Linked DNA regions of Homo sapiens: region 2 is linked to region 1. A link is an interaction called in ENCODE POLR2A ChIA-PET data of the cell type or tissue named here. Cell type or tissue: PC-9. All regions are shown on one strand. Links, peaks and the distances in the headings refer to the core of each region. The heading gives the core; the rest is flanking DNA.

Region 1 (7,290 bases), core at 1,519-6,518:
AGTTTGAGACCATCCTGCCTAACACGGTGAAACCCCGTCTCTACTAAAAATACAAAAAATTAGCTGGGCGTGGTGGTGGGCGCCTGTAGTCCCAGCTACTCAGGAGGCTGAGGCAGGAGAATGGCATGAACCCGGGAGGTGGAGCTTGCAGTGAACCGAAATCATGCCACTGCACTCCAGCCTGGGCGACAGAGCAAGACTATGTCTCAAAAAAAAAAAAAATACAAAAAATTAGCTGGGCATGGTGATGGGCACCTGTAGTCTCAGCTACTCAGGAGGCTGAGGCAGGAGAATGGCGTGAACCCGGGAGGCAGAGCTTGCAGTGAGCCGAGATGGCGCCACTGCACTCCAGCCTGGGCAACAGAGCAACACTCTGTCTCAAAAAATAAAATAATAAAAAATAAAATAAAAAGAGCAAGGCAGATCCAATTTTTAGGACTCCCTTTAGAAAAAATAATACAGAATTCGTATGAAAGTGACTATTTTTTTGGGTGGGGGGGAGAACAGAGTCTCACTGTGTTGCCCAGGCTGGAGTGCAATGGCATGATCTCAGCTCACTGAAACCTCCGCCTCCTGAGTTCAAGCGATTCTCCTGCCTCAGCCTACTGAGTACCTGGGATTACAGGCACACACCACCAAGACCGGATAATTTTTGTATTTTTAGAAGAGACGGGGTTTCACCATGTTGGCCAGGCTGGTCTCGAACTCCTGACGTCAGGTGATCTGCCTGCCTCAGCTTCCCAAAGTGCTGGGATTACAGGCCTGAGCCACTGTTCCTGGCCAAAAGTGACTATTTAGAACAAAGAGAAAAAGCACAACAAATGACTGGAGACTTGGAGATTTGGGTCCTTCTTCTGATGTCTCCCTGGACAGTTTGCTAGGCGTTCTTCATGGACATGCTTCCTGAGTGAAACCAGCTTCTCTCCTTGTCTAGAACACTCTGTAACTCCCAGCAACTCCCAGCCTTCACAGGGGCCATGGAAGTGAGGCCATGAGCATAAGTTTTATTAACTTCACAATAAGCCCACCTCTGGCTAAGAGAGAAGAGGGCGAGACCCACAGGGGCAATGGCAGGTTCCAGGCCACATTGTGCTTTAGTAAGGAGGAGGCTCAGGGCTTGAGGGTGCGGAGATAGATCAGCAAGGGCAGATGCTGGGATAGATGCTGCTGGGAGTAGAGGGTCCCAGTGGGATGGGGGCTCAAGGAGGGGGCTGGGATCAGTGAGGGTTTGGGGCTAGCTCAAGGACCCTCCCAAATAAGGGGCAGAAGGGCCCTGACTAGCAAGGCCTAGGGCGAGGAGGGGCCCCCTCAGTCTGCTGAGCCTCAGGCCCCTCCTTGGCCTCTCCCACACTTCTCACCCCCTCACCCTGGAGCCTGTGCTGATTCGCTGAGTGGACGGTCTGGCCGTGGGAACCAGCACGCCTGGTCAGAGCCAGTTCAGGCCCCTAAACCAGAGCGGGATTAACGCGGAGACAATATTGTCACAGCCAGGTCTTGGGAAGCTGGGCTTTGCCTGGGTGAGGCAGTGGGACACAGGATTGGAGCCTGAGAGTGGACACCATGTGGCTCTAGCTGTGGCCTGGTCGATTCCCACTTGGCTTTTTTTCCTTTTTTCTTTTTTGGCGGAGTCTTGCTCTGTTGTCTAGGCTGGAGTGTAGTGGCACGATCTTGGCTCACTGCAACCTCTGCCTCCAGGGTTCAAGCAATTCTCTTGCCTCAGCCTCCCGAGTAGCTGGGATTACAGGCGCCCGCCACCACGCAGAGCTATTTTTTTTTTTTTTTTGAGACAGAGTTTTGCTCTTGTCACCCAGGCTGGAGTGCAGTGGTGCGATCTCAGCTCACTGCAACCTCTGCCTCCCAGGTTCAAGCAATTCTCCTGCCTTAGCCTGCTGAGTACCCGGGATTACAGGCACCTGCCACCACGCCCGGCTAATTTTTGTATTTTTAGTAGAGACAGGGTTTTGCCATGTTGGCCAGGCTGGTCTCAAATTCCTGAACTCAAATGATCCGCCCGCCTCGGCCTCCCAAAGTGCTGTGATTATAGGTGTGAGCCACTGCACCCAGCCTCATGACTGACTATTTATTTAGAACAAGGAAAAAAAGCGCAACAAATAACTGCAGAAATACAATTTTAACTGGTTTAAGAAAAAGTAAGGACCGGGCACGGTGGCTCATGCCTGTAATCCCAGCACTTTGGGAGGCCAAGGCAGGCAGATCACGAGGTCAGGAGATCAAGACCATCCTGGCTAACACAGTGAAACCCCGTCTCTACTAAAAAAAAAATACAAAAAATTAGCCGGGCATGGTGGCGTGCGCCTGTAGTCCCAGCTGCTGGGGAGGCTGAGGCAGGAGAATGGCGTGAACCTGGGAGGCAGAGGTTGCAGTGAGCCGAGATCGTGCCACTGTACTCCAGCCTGGGTGACAGAGCAAAACTCTGTCTCAAAAAACAAAAAAAAAAAAAAAAAAAAAAAAGAAAGAAAGAAAGAAAAGAAAAAAGAAAAAGTAAGGGAGCCCATAGTTGTACTCCAGTCTGGGCGACAGAGCAAGACTGTCTCAAAAGAATAAAAAATAAAAAGTAAGGGAAAAAAATGCATTGACTCTGGAGGTCTGGTAGTAGGATTGCAGGTATGGCTGGATCCAGCAGCTGATGAAATCAGTTATCTTTCTTTCCTATCTCTTTGCTCTGCTGTCCTCTGTGGTGGTCCAAGTGGGGGGCAAAAGTGGTGTCAAGCTTGTATTCTGCCAGCCAACAAGCCCAGAGAGCTGATCTTAGAACTAACAGCCACTATGATTGGCTGGACATGGGTCATGTATACACCAGGCACTGAGAGTGGAAGAGAGGTTCCCCAAACAGAAACTGAGTGCTGTTATCAGAATCAGGGAAAGTAGTGCTGGCTATCAGGAGCCATGGATGTTCCTTGGATTCTCTTGCAGGACAAAGTCACGTCCTTCCCTTCCCTTCAGAACTTTGTCCCTCTTACTAAAACTTCTATCCTTCATGTGGTAGGGAGAGCAAAGGAACTCATCTCTGAACACCTACTGAGCATCAGGTATTTTTACCCACATTTACCCCACCAGATTCTTGCTATGAAGCCACAAGGGACAAACCTGGGTTGGCAACCCCTCGGTTGCAAGAGGAAACTGAGGCCCAGAGAGAAGTGATTTGCCCAAGGCTGGCAAGTGGCAGAGCTGGAATCACTCCCAGATACTGATGTTACTCACAGCTGTATCTGTGTCCCCATCTGACCCGGCCACCATGGGGGAGCTCCCTTTTCTCTATGCTGCTCCTCTCCCCGCCCTGCCTAGCACAGGGCCCCACACACAGCAGCGCCCAGGAAATAAGCATTGGACTGACCTGACTCCAAGCAGGTAGGGTGGAAGATGGAGGATGGAGGAAGGAGCTGGGAGGCCCAAGGGGCTTCTGAGGCTGTCTGCCAAGCTGACCTCTGACCTTTAAAGCCCATGTTTTCCCTTCTGCCCCCTTTCCCTGGGAATATTCGTCCCTATTCTCACACTGGCTCCTCCCCATCTCAGCTTAACCCTCACCTCCTCAGAGAGGATTTCCCCCCACACCCCACACCCCACACCCACCCCACCCCCTTTTGTCTCAGACCCCTTGTCCATTCCTTCATAGCACCTTTTACTATTGGTTATTGTTATGTTAATTTGCTTTATGGTTTGCTCTACCCAATCTCCCTGTAAGGACTGTGGGGACAAGGACTGATCATGTCTGATTTGATCCCGTCGGCTCCTTGACTCATGCATTGCACACAGTAGGTGCCCGGTCAGTGTCTGCTCAGTCAAAGCTCTCCACTGTGGAGGTGCCACCCCCGCCCCGGCAAGCAGACTTGCCCTCAAACCTCTCTTCCACCCCTTCCCTGCCACTCAGGGTCTCAGCTGCCACCATCCTAATAGAAGATTGAGCCCCTTGCCTGCTGGAGCCATCTAAGGGAGAAGAAAGCCGTTGTGAGCCTGGCAGGGAGGGCGGAGGGCAGCAGAGCCTCTGAGCTGGCAGACAAAGGGCGTGTGTTCTCATCCAGCGCACTTCCTGGGTTTCCGTTGCAGGAAGTTTGGCACCTGCCGATCGGTGACATCGACACCCGAGCTGCTGCGGGCCAGGACGAATCCCTCCATCCGGGAGCAGTGGTGGCGGTGGAACAGGTGGCCTGGGGTGCTGGAGGCAGGTAAGCAGAGGCAGTTGAACCCCTCATTCCCCTTGGACTGTCCCAGAGCAAATGTGGGAAGCCTGGGTCCTAGACTAAGTCAGTGTGACCTTGAACAAGGCCCCAAATCAACTCTTCGTTGCCTCACTATCCCACCTGGGGGTGCAACAGGTGGTTCAGGGGCTGTCATGGAGGTGAGGGCAGGCAGCTCCACTTTTATCTCTTAAATAAACTTCTGGGTCACTAAGCATTTGCAAAGGGGTTCTACAGCCAAAAGCGCCTGAAAACCCCCAGATCGCACCTTCCTCCTTTGAGTCCTTCCCGTCTCTGTCGTTCAGAGGGTATGGGGAAGTCTCCTCCAAAGGGTGCTGCAAAGCTGGAGTTTTGGGGGGCAGGGGCAGGATATCACTGCCAAGCCAGGAATGAGCCGAGCAGGGACTCAGACAGCCTTGAGTCCCAGCCTCGCCCTGCTGCACAGAACTCTCAGCACCTCCAAGCCCCAGCTTCCGATTCTGTAAAGGATGGCACTGGTACCTGTTCTTGAGACTAGCAGAGCTGTGTGCCCAGGGACACAGCGGCTCTGGTTTGAATTTGGCTCTGCCATTTGCCCCTAGTGTGGCCTTGAGCCTCTCGGGGCCTCAGTGTCCTTGACCGTGAACAGGAATCATCAGCCCTGGTGCTCATGGCTCTTGTGGGATTAGGATGGGGATGAGGATGGGTACCAGCACCTAGAAAGCCCCTATCAATGGCAGCTCCTGGGACTGCTGCTGTTACTGCAGCTTGGCTGAGAGGATCAAATGGGAAAAGGGGCGACAAGAGGGATGGGAGGGGCGATGATCAGTGGGTGAGGGCGGAGGCAGCCTCCTCTGACCCTCATAAACCAGCCTCCCTCAGAAACAGCCCCAGAGCCACCCTGGAGGGGTGACTGTAGCTGAGGGGTTGCAGGACGGGCCAGATCCTGTCTGGCCACCCCGCAGATGGCGCTGGGTCCAGCGCTCCTCAAGCCTCAGCCACTGTGGCTTTAATCAAAAGAACAATCTGTCTGCCTCTGAATCAGACCCAGATTCCTTTCCCCACAATGTCCCTGAGGCCTCCAGGGACCCAGGCAGTCCATCCCGGCCCCATCCCGGGCCCCAGAGTCCAGGCTCTGCCTCCCCTCCCGCTCCCGTCCTAATTGCTCCAGCTGGGAGGGGGAGGGTCACTGGATGTGGAGGGAGGGGTTCAGCCACAGGGCCAGCCGGGCCCTGCCTTCCAGAGCTCCTGGAGCGGCCTGTCCCCCGGGACACCGGGACCCACCTGCAGAGGGCTTACCGCTCAGGAGAGCAGAACAAGGTGACCTGCTCCACTGGGGGTCTCCGAGACCCCCACCCTCAGGAACACTCCCGGAAAAAGCCCCCAACCCAGCATATATTAACCACTATTAATCACAGTCCTGGCTGTAACTGTCACCTTTTATCCTCAGGCCAACCTGGAGAGGTAGGCAGTGGCTACCTCCACTTTACAGATGAAGACACTGAGGCTCAGGAGGTGGCGTGACTGCTCCGGGTCTCACGCTTAGTAAACGGCCGCAGAACCCTGGTCGGTTTGACGCAAGACCCTGGCGGATCCCAGAGCCAAAGTAAGCGCTCACCTCCGCCGGACAGGGTAGGTGGGGTTGCCAACCCAGGAGAGCGAGGGAAGGGGGACGGCAGGGACCACTCGGGGTCCATGAAGAACGCGAGGGGATGGGCAGCGGGGAGGGAAGGAAACCCACCCCGACTCCCCATTCTCCTACCCCCACTCCCCATCCCTCCCATTCCCCCATCGCCCCCATCCCCATTCCCCCCCATTCCCACCCCCTGGCCTGTGCCAAGGGGGAGGGGAGGCGTCGTCCAGGGAACAAAGGGAGGGGGAAGGGGCGGCGCGGGGCGCGGCCGGGCAGGTTGGGGGGCAGGTAGGGGCCGCTTCCGCGGGGCGGGAATCCCGCGCCCCCTCCCCCCGAGCCTCACCTTTTATGGTAAAGCGGCGCGGGGCGGCGGGGCGGAGGGAGCCGAGGGGGCGGGGAGGGCGGACGGGCGGAGGGGACGGGAGGCCCAGCGGCTCCGGGCTCCGCTGGCTCGGGCGTCGGATCGGAGCCGCCGGGGCGCGGGCGGCCCAGGTAAGCGGGCCGGGTGGGTGGGGGTCGCGTCCCTCCGTCCCTGTCCCCGGTGCACACAGGTGACAGCGCCGGCAGTGCTCGGCCGGAGCCTGCTCGGTCGCCAGCCGGGACCCCCGGCGCGGCGCCCCTGGAGGGGCCTGCGGGTGGGGGGTGCGGTCCTCACGCCCTTTGCGTCCCAGTCTCTTGGTCTCTCTCCCCGGAGTCGGGGAGTCGGCAGGTCCGGGGCGAGGGCTCAGTGAGGCCGGCGGAGGGCCGAGTCCCAGCCCGGGAGCGGGAGCCGGGGACCCGGCGCGCAGGGCGGAAGCTCCCGCACAAAAGGCCGGAGTCCCGCACATGGATCGAATTAAAGCTCCGGCGGCGCCCAGCGGTGACCCCGGCGGCCGCCCTGCTCGGCTGCCTGCGGAGGGTCCCGCGTTTCCGGAGCCCGGGGGCGCTCCAGGCCCCTTTTCCTAGCCAGGGTCAGGCAAGGGGAGGGACGGGTCCCGGGGCTGCTCCTCTCTGGGCCTCACGCGCCCGTCGGGGGCTGAGAAGGTGTGGAGATGGGCGATACCCAGGTGTGTGCCCTGGGATGATCTTGGCGTCGGCCCCTACCCCTCACCTCCCACCCAAGCCTGAGGACCCCGGGGAGAGGCTGGGGCCGCGCCCAGATTCCTGCTCTTAATGACGCTGTAGGTTCTGTCCGGGTCCTGGAGGCACCCCCAGCCGAGCCCAGCCCCCGGGCTGCTTCTCCCTCTCAGCTGCTGCCTAACCAGCTGTCCTTCTCTTTGCACCTTCCAAGGGCCTAGACCCTGAGTCTTCTTTCCTTATATATCCTCTCAGCCGCCCTAGGGACACACTCATTCTCACTTTATGAAAAAACGAGGCCAGAGAGTTTCTGTGACCTATTCGGGGTCACCCCGCAGGAAAGAAGTGGGGCCGCGTGTGAACCCAGCTCTCTACCTCCTCTGTTTCCCTGGGGTGGGAAAGAGGTTGAGGGAACCCCTCCCCTAA
Region 2 (7,290 bases), core at 1,254-6,253, 220 kb before region 1:
AACCTCCACCTCCCGGGTTCAAGTGATTCTCCTGCCTCAACCTCCCGAGTAGTTGGGATTACAGGCACCCACCATCACGCCCAGCTAATTTTTGTATTTTTAGTAGAGACAGGGTTTCACCACGTTGGCCAGGCCGGCTTCAAACTCCTGACCTCAAGTGATCTGCCTGCCTCGGCCTCCCACAGTACTGGGATGTCAGGTGGGAGCCACCATGCCTGGCCCCAAAGCAGGTTTTTTAAATTGCCTATTCTATAAACCCTTTTTGAAAATCTTTCTTAAATGTATTAGTCTGCTTTCTTCAACTCTGTGACTCCGAAGCACCAATTTTTTACTTATTGTGAGCTGAGCCTTGAAGGGGGTTGGAAGTCAGCTAAGGAATCTTCAGTCACACACTGGTAAAAACTAGTGTGTAAAAGCATCCAGTGTTTAAAGAGAAGTGTGCTGTGGAAGAGGGCCCAGAACTAGCACCATCCCTGACCTTGAGTTCACCATTTGGTTGAAGAGAAAATATATACACAGAGAATTAACACTGACCTCACATTTGCAAGCACAGAATAATGTTTTACTGAAGGAGTAGACAAAGATGACAAGAAATTCCTTCTGTATTTTCTAACTCCTTGCCCATGAAACAGATACCTTCGTTTGAAACTTTTTTCTCAGTCAACTTTCATGTTCCAATTACTGTATTAGACACTAAAGGATATATAATAATAATAATTTTTATTGAACATTTCAGTTCCCTTGCATTGTGGTAAATGCTTTCTGTGCATTATTTTTGTCCCCAGAGCAACTCAATGAAGGAGAGACTATTATTATCTCTATTTTACAGGTGAGGGAACTAAGGCATTGAAGGTTAAGGAACTAATTCATTATTACACTACCCATAAGCATCAGTATTGGGTTGGACCCAGGAGTCTGACCGTCTTAAACACTGCGCGCGTACTGCTTCAGAAATAAGTAAATCATGGTCCTTGTGCCCAGGAAACTCACATAAGAAACATACCTCAATCATCTCAGCACATTTAGTGCTTGCTGGAAGGTGCAGGCAGAGCTACCAGCGTGGCCCAGAAGTTGAGCATCTTGAAATCAAATATCATTTTAGGGAAACTCAATTTGGATGATCAGGCAGTGATTACCTGGGTTTGGCAATTTATTCACCATGACTTCCTGTTTAAAAAGAGAGACTGCTGGGCACGGTGGCTCATACCTGTAATCCCAACACTTTGGGAGGCTGAGGCAGGTGGATCACAAGGTCAGGAGTTCGAGACCAGCCTGGCCAACATGGTGAAACCCCATCTGTACTAAAAATACAAAAATCAGCCAGGAGTGGTGGCGGGTGCCTGTAGTCCCAGCTACTCCGGAGGCTGAGGCAGGAGAATCGCTTGAACCCGGGAAGCAGAGGTTGCAGTGAGCCAAGATCGTGCCACTGCACTCCAGCCTGGGTGACAGAGCGAGACTCTGTCTCAAGAAAAAAAAATAAAAAGAAAAAAAGGAAGACTAATTCCTGGCCAGGCGCAGTGGCTCATGCCTGTAACCCCAGCACTTTGGGAGGCCAAGGCAGGCGGATCACCTGAGGTCAGTAGTTCGAGACCAGCCTGGCCAAAATGCTGAAACTCTGTCTCTAGTAAAAATACAAAATTAGCTGGACATAGTGGCACGTGCCTGTAATCCCAGCTACTCGGGAGGCTGAGGCAGGAGAATCACTTGAACCCTGGAGTTGGAGGTTGCTGTGAGCTGAGATCACACCATTGCATTCCAGCCTGGGCAGTGAGCGAAACTCTGTCTCAGAAAAACAAAAAAAAGACTAATTCCTATCTTTTAAGGATTTCTAAGTATATAAGAGTCTCATACTGTCTAGAAAAAAAGTCATCCTAAATACTGGCAAAAATAACGCATTTTTCTGCTTTAGCTCTGTGTTCTTGATTTTGTTTCATTTCACGTTATTTTGCATCTTGTGGTTAGTGTACCAGCATGTTTGTATTTAGCCACATTCGAGTGGCGTGTTCTTCCAGTTGGCTCTGTGCCATCCCCTAAGGCCTATTCAAAGGTGGAGAGAAAATTAATGTGTATGTGCAGCTGAGGGGGGAAAAAACTTCCCTAAAGGGTGTGATATGTGTTTAGGATTGCTTAGTGAGAGCTGTTTGGCATCTCAAATTATGGGTATGACAGATGTTTACTAATGCACGGAAGACCCTCTCACAGCCTCAGTATAGTATTTTTAATTCCCGAGGGTGTGCAGATTAGCCAGAAGCATCAATTTATATAAACATCAAATAATGTTTCTGAAATAAGTCACATATGCCTTTTTATTTTATTTTTTTTTTTTATTTTTTTGAGACGGAGGCTCTCTCTGTCGCCCAGGCTGGAGTGCAGTGGTGCGATCTCTGCTCACTGCAAGCTCCGCCTCCCAGGTTCACACCGTTCTCCTGCCTCAGCCTCCCTAGTAGCTGGGACTACAGGCACCCATCACCACGCCCGGCTAATTTTTTTGTATTTTTAGTAGAGACGGGGTTTCACCGTGTTAGCCAGGATGGTCTCGATCTCCTGACCTCGTGATCCGCCCACCTCGGTCTCCCAAAGTGCTGGGATTACAGGTGTGAGCCACCACGCCTGGCTTTTTTTTTTCTTTTTCTTTTAAGAGACATCATTCTGTCACCCAGGCCAGGGTGTAATAGCATAATCATGGCTCACTGCAACCTCAACCTCGTGGGCTTAAGCAGTCCTGCTGCCTCAGCCTCCCAAGTAGCTGAGATTAGAGGTGCCTGCCATTGTACCTGTCTTTAAATATCTTTTCGGGAAGAAAAATACCACAAATTGGCCAGGCATGGTGGCTCACGCCTGTAATCACAGCACTTCGATAGGCTGAGGTGCACAGATCACTTGAGGTCAGGAGTTTGAGACCAGCCTGGCCAACATGGTGAAATCCCGTCTGTGCTGAAAATACAAAAATTAGCCAGGCGTGGTGGTGCGTGCCTGTAATCTCAGCTGCTCAGGAGGCTGAGGCAGGAGAATTGCTTGAACCCAGGAGTGGAGGTTGCAGTGAGCCAAGATCGAGTCACCGCACTCCAGCCTGGGCAACAGAGCAAAACTCTGTCTCAAAAAATAAAATAAAGTGGCCGGGCATGTTGGCTCATGCCTGTAATCCCAGCACTTTGGGAGGCCAAGGCGGGTGGATCACCTGAGGTTAGGAGTTCGAGACCAGCCTGACCAATGTGGTAAAATCCTGTCTCTACTAAAAATACAAAAATTAACTGGGCATGGTGGTGTGTGCCTGTAATCCCAGCTACTGGGGAGGCTGAGACAGGAGAATTGCTTGCACCAGGGAGGCAGAGGTTGCAGTGAGCTGAGATTGCGCCACTGCAGTCTGGCCTGGGCGACAGAATGAGACTCCGTCTCAAAAAAAAAAGAAAAGAAAAAAACCACAAATGTAAAACACCAAATATTTATCATTCTTTATTCTATTTCTCCAACCACAGCCTCCCACGTAGCTAGGACTAGAGGCACACACGGGCATGCCCAGCTAACTTTTTTTTAGACTCATCACGTTAATCGTCACAGATCCCAGAGCCAGACTTCCTGGGTTCAGATCCCATCACCGTCACTTGCCAACTCTGTCACCCTGGGACTTCACCTCTCCATGTCTCAGTTTTCTTATAGGTAAAATAGAGATGGTGAAGATTGGTCTTAAACTCCAGGAGATACGAAAGAGATGGTGAAGGCTGGTCTTAAACTCCTGGTCACAAGCGATCCTCCCGCCTCAGCCTCCCAAAGCACTGGTATTACAGGCATGAATCACCGTGCCCAGCCAACTTTTCAGTTTCTAATTCAGGTTTCTGTGTGCGCTCGGTCTGGTATAACGTATACTGAATGGCACAGTTACTAGAAAGGCATATTTCCCAGGATCAGTTCATAAATTGGCATTCAATCTATATAGCAATCCCTGGTAAGGTCATTTAGGGTGAGTCAGTCACTGAGAAATTGATCCCTCTAATGTTCAGAACCTGGGGCAGAACTGGTCATTGGAGGCAGTAAGAAGTCCAGGCTTTGTGGTCAGCTAGAACTAGATTCAGATCCTGGTTCCACTGCACACAAACCATGATGCCTCACCCTCCCCCAGCTTCAGTTTCCTTAGCCATAAAGATAGCAATACTTACCTTGCAGAATGATTGTGAGTATGAAAAGTATAATGTATATAAAGCTCTAGGTGTGCTAAAGAAGGCACTCAAGAAGTGATAATCCCTCCCTTGGGCCTTTGTCTTGTAGCCAGTTGACCTCCCTAGGTGATGTCTCTTCTGTCTTTACGAATGACCAAATCTCCCAATGTATGTGCCTGCTTTATTCTTTTTCTTTCTTCTGCTCATATAATTCTCTGTATGCTTCCATTTATTGACATTGTTCCATAGTTATTTTTAATGACTGCAGTGTGATATAGTATACTGTACTTGGCTCTAGAGAAGAGCCAAGAATCCAATTTGGATTCTTGTTCTGCAATTCTGTCAGCTCTGCAACCTGGAAAAAGTCACTTTACCTCTCTGAACCTCTCTCTGTATCTGTAAAATGAGGGAAGCGGACTATACAATTCCTAAGGCTCCTCCTTTCCTGCCCTTGAGAGACTGCAACAGTCAAAGTCAGGTAGCCTACAGAGAGCTTGGTTTAGTCTGCTCAGCAGTTTTAAAACATTAAGTTTGGGATCCCTGCCATTTACTCAGCAATTTCATTTTAGGAATTTACTAATTAGAAAATAAGCGCACAAGAGCACAAAGATGTATGCACAAAGATGTATGTACAAAGATGTACAAGGATGCCCGTCAGCATTCCTTATAATGTTAAGAATTAGGCTAAAAGCAACTTTAATATTGTGCTTTATAATAAGAAATATATGTATATTTTGGTGTTTGTTCCCAGTTCCTGGCACAGATCTCCTAACACCCTTGAGATTGCCTGATCAATAGGGGTGCTAAGATAATCTTTTGCTCTCGTATTTGATCTTTGACTCTGATTCCTGAGATGGAGCACCTAATCCTTGGAATTTCCTGCAGGATGGGAGCATCTTTTGTTCTATTGAGGCGACTCTTAGTGGGCCCCTGTGTGGGAGCTGGTCACCAGAAAAAACAAACCATGATTAGAAGTTTGAAAGTTTCACCCTCATCCTCCAGAAAGAGGAGAGGGGCTGGAGATTGAGTTAATAATTGATCACGCCTGTATGATGAAGCCTTCATAAAAATCCCTGAACTCTGGCTCGGTTTCCTGGGGGGTGGGCTCAGTCTACACCACCTCCCCTCAGCCAAGCCTACAGTAGAGGGCCCAGGCATCCTCCCGTATGGGAGAGGCGTTTGAGTAAGGAGCCTCACCTGGGGTGTCCTAGCCTCACATTTACTGGCAAAAAAAATGAACATATATATATATTTAATCCCTGAACTACTGGGTTTGAGAGTTCCCAGGTGGCTGAACACATGGAGGTGCCTGGAGGGTGGTGAGCCCTGGGAGGGCAGGATGCTCCCACCCTTCCATATACCTTACCATGTACCTCTCTTCCTTCTGGCTGATCATCTGTCTCCTTTGTAATATCCCTTATACCTAATGAGTAACCATAAGGAATGTTCCCCTGAGTTCTGTGAGCAGCTCGAGCAAGTTAGTTGAACCCAAGGAGGGTCATGGGACCCTTTGATTTATAGCCAGTTGGTTGGAAGTACAGGACACAACCTGGGACTTCTGGCGTCTGAAGTGGGAGCAGTCTTACGGGACTGAACCCTTCACCTGCAGGACCTGATGCTTCCTCTGGGTAGATAGTGTCAGAACTGAGTTGATACCCAATTGGTGTCTGCTGGAGGATTTATGGGGAACCCCCACCCCCACAGCGTGTGGTGTCAGAAGGGAAGCATTGAGTTGGGCATAGTGGCACGTGCCTGGAATCCCAGCTACTCAGGTGGCTGAGGCAGGAAGATCGCTTGAGCCCAGGAGTTTGAGACCAGCCTGGGCAACATAGTGAGACCCCATCTCTTACACAATGAGTGTCAGGGAAAGCATTGTGTTGAGTGTGAGTAGGAAAAACAGGTTGGTTTTTCCTCTCTCACAACTTCAGTGTGCAACAATAAATGAATTAAATAGATTGATGGCCCAGTTTCAGTGAGCTCCTACTATGTGCCAGGCTCTGGTCTGGTGTTGGGGATACATCAGTGGACTACAAAGGGATCCCTATCTTCATGAGGCTTACATTCTAGAAGGGGAGACAGACAATAAACAATTGACAGAAGGAAAGTGGGTGGTACCTTAGAAGATGGTAAACGCTGTGGAAAAAGTTAAAGTGAGCAGGTTGTGTGTGGACCCTGAGTGTGGGGAGTACTGTTTTAAATATGGTGCCAAGGTAGGCCGCATTCAGGACTTGAAGTTGGTAAAGAAGTCAGCTACGCAGAAGTCACGGAGATGCACACTTCAGGCTGAAGGAACAGCCAAGGCCCTGAGGCAGGAGCATCCACTGTCTTCATAGCACAGCAAGGACGCTGGGGACTGGCGCAGGCTGTTGGAGGAGTGGAAGAAGAGGGCATGGGGAACCAGGGGCCAAACACAAAGGGTCTTGTTGGCCTCTGTGAGGATTGTGCATTTTATTCCAGCTGAAATGGGTCTTTGCAGGGTTTGGGCAGAGGAGTGATGTGATCCATTTTTATGTTTTAGGAGGAGCAGCCTGGCTGCTATGTTAAGAACAGACTGTCAGGAGACAGGGAGAAATAGGGGGAGAGCATTTAGGATATTATTGCAGCAACATAGGCAGGAGAGATAATGATGACTCAGAGCAGGGCATATAATGAAAGTGATGAAAAACAGTTGAATTCCAGACATTTTCTAAAGAGAAAACCAACAAGACTTGCCGACAGATTGGATGTGGGGTGCAACAGATAAGAGAAGCCAAAGATGACGCTTACAGTTTTTGCCCTGAGTAACTGGAAGGATGGAGCTGTCATCAACTGAAATGGCAAAGACGTGGGTAGGACAGGTCTGTGGGAGGAGATTAGGGGTTCGTTTTTGGAAATGTTAAGCTTGAGAAGTCTAGTAGACATCCAAAAGAAAATGTACATTTATCGGCCTTTAATATTGAATGTGTCTCCAGTGTTAGCAGAGTAACTGGCCCTCCAAATATATGGTTGGATGAAAGAACAAGAAAAGTTGTTCAAGTATTAAGTGAAATAAGTATGAGATGACCCCATTTTGTTTTATGTATATGCATACACACACACACACACACACACACACACACACACATTTGTAACTCTTCTTACATATTGCCAGATTGCT

The links. Peaks named below come from ENCODE experiments on the same cell type or tissue, not always from the same donor. Only the 100,000 strongest peaks of a DNase experiment are listed, where the experiment ranks them.
Region 2: POLR2A ChIA-PET joins it to region 1 with 6 read pairs; 4 of 35 experiments call an interaction of 5 or more read pairs at or near these places.

The regions. Positions count from the first base shown.
Region 1 is chr1:15,752,549-15,759,838 of GRCh38, forward strand. FBLIM1 (filamin binding LIM protein 1) reads left to right here and starts at 6,247. Exons shown (of 9, transcript NM_017556.4): 1 at 6,247-6,300. RefSeq lists enhancers at 856-1,357, 1,358-1,857, 3,600-4,379. In PC-9, for the core only: no CTCF peak of the experiment used is centred there; no DNase peak of the experiment used is centred there; H3K4me3 peaks cover 811 bases.
Region 2 is chr1:15,536,930-15,544,219 of GRCh38, forward strand. All of the region lies in intron 4 of DNAJC16 (DnaJ heat shock protein family (Hsp40) member C16), which reads left to right. It also overlaps SCARNA21B. Among named protein-coding and RNA genes, the nearest start is that of DNAJC16, 14 kb to the left of the region's middle. In PC-9, for the core only: no CTCF peak of the experiment used is centred there; no DNase peak of the experiment used is centred there.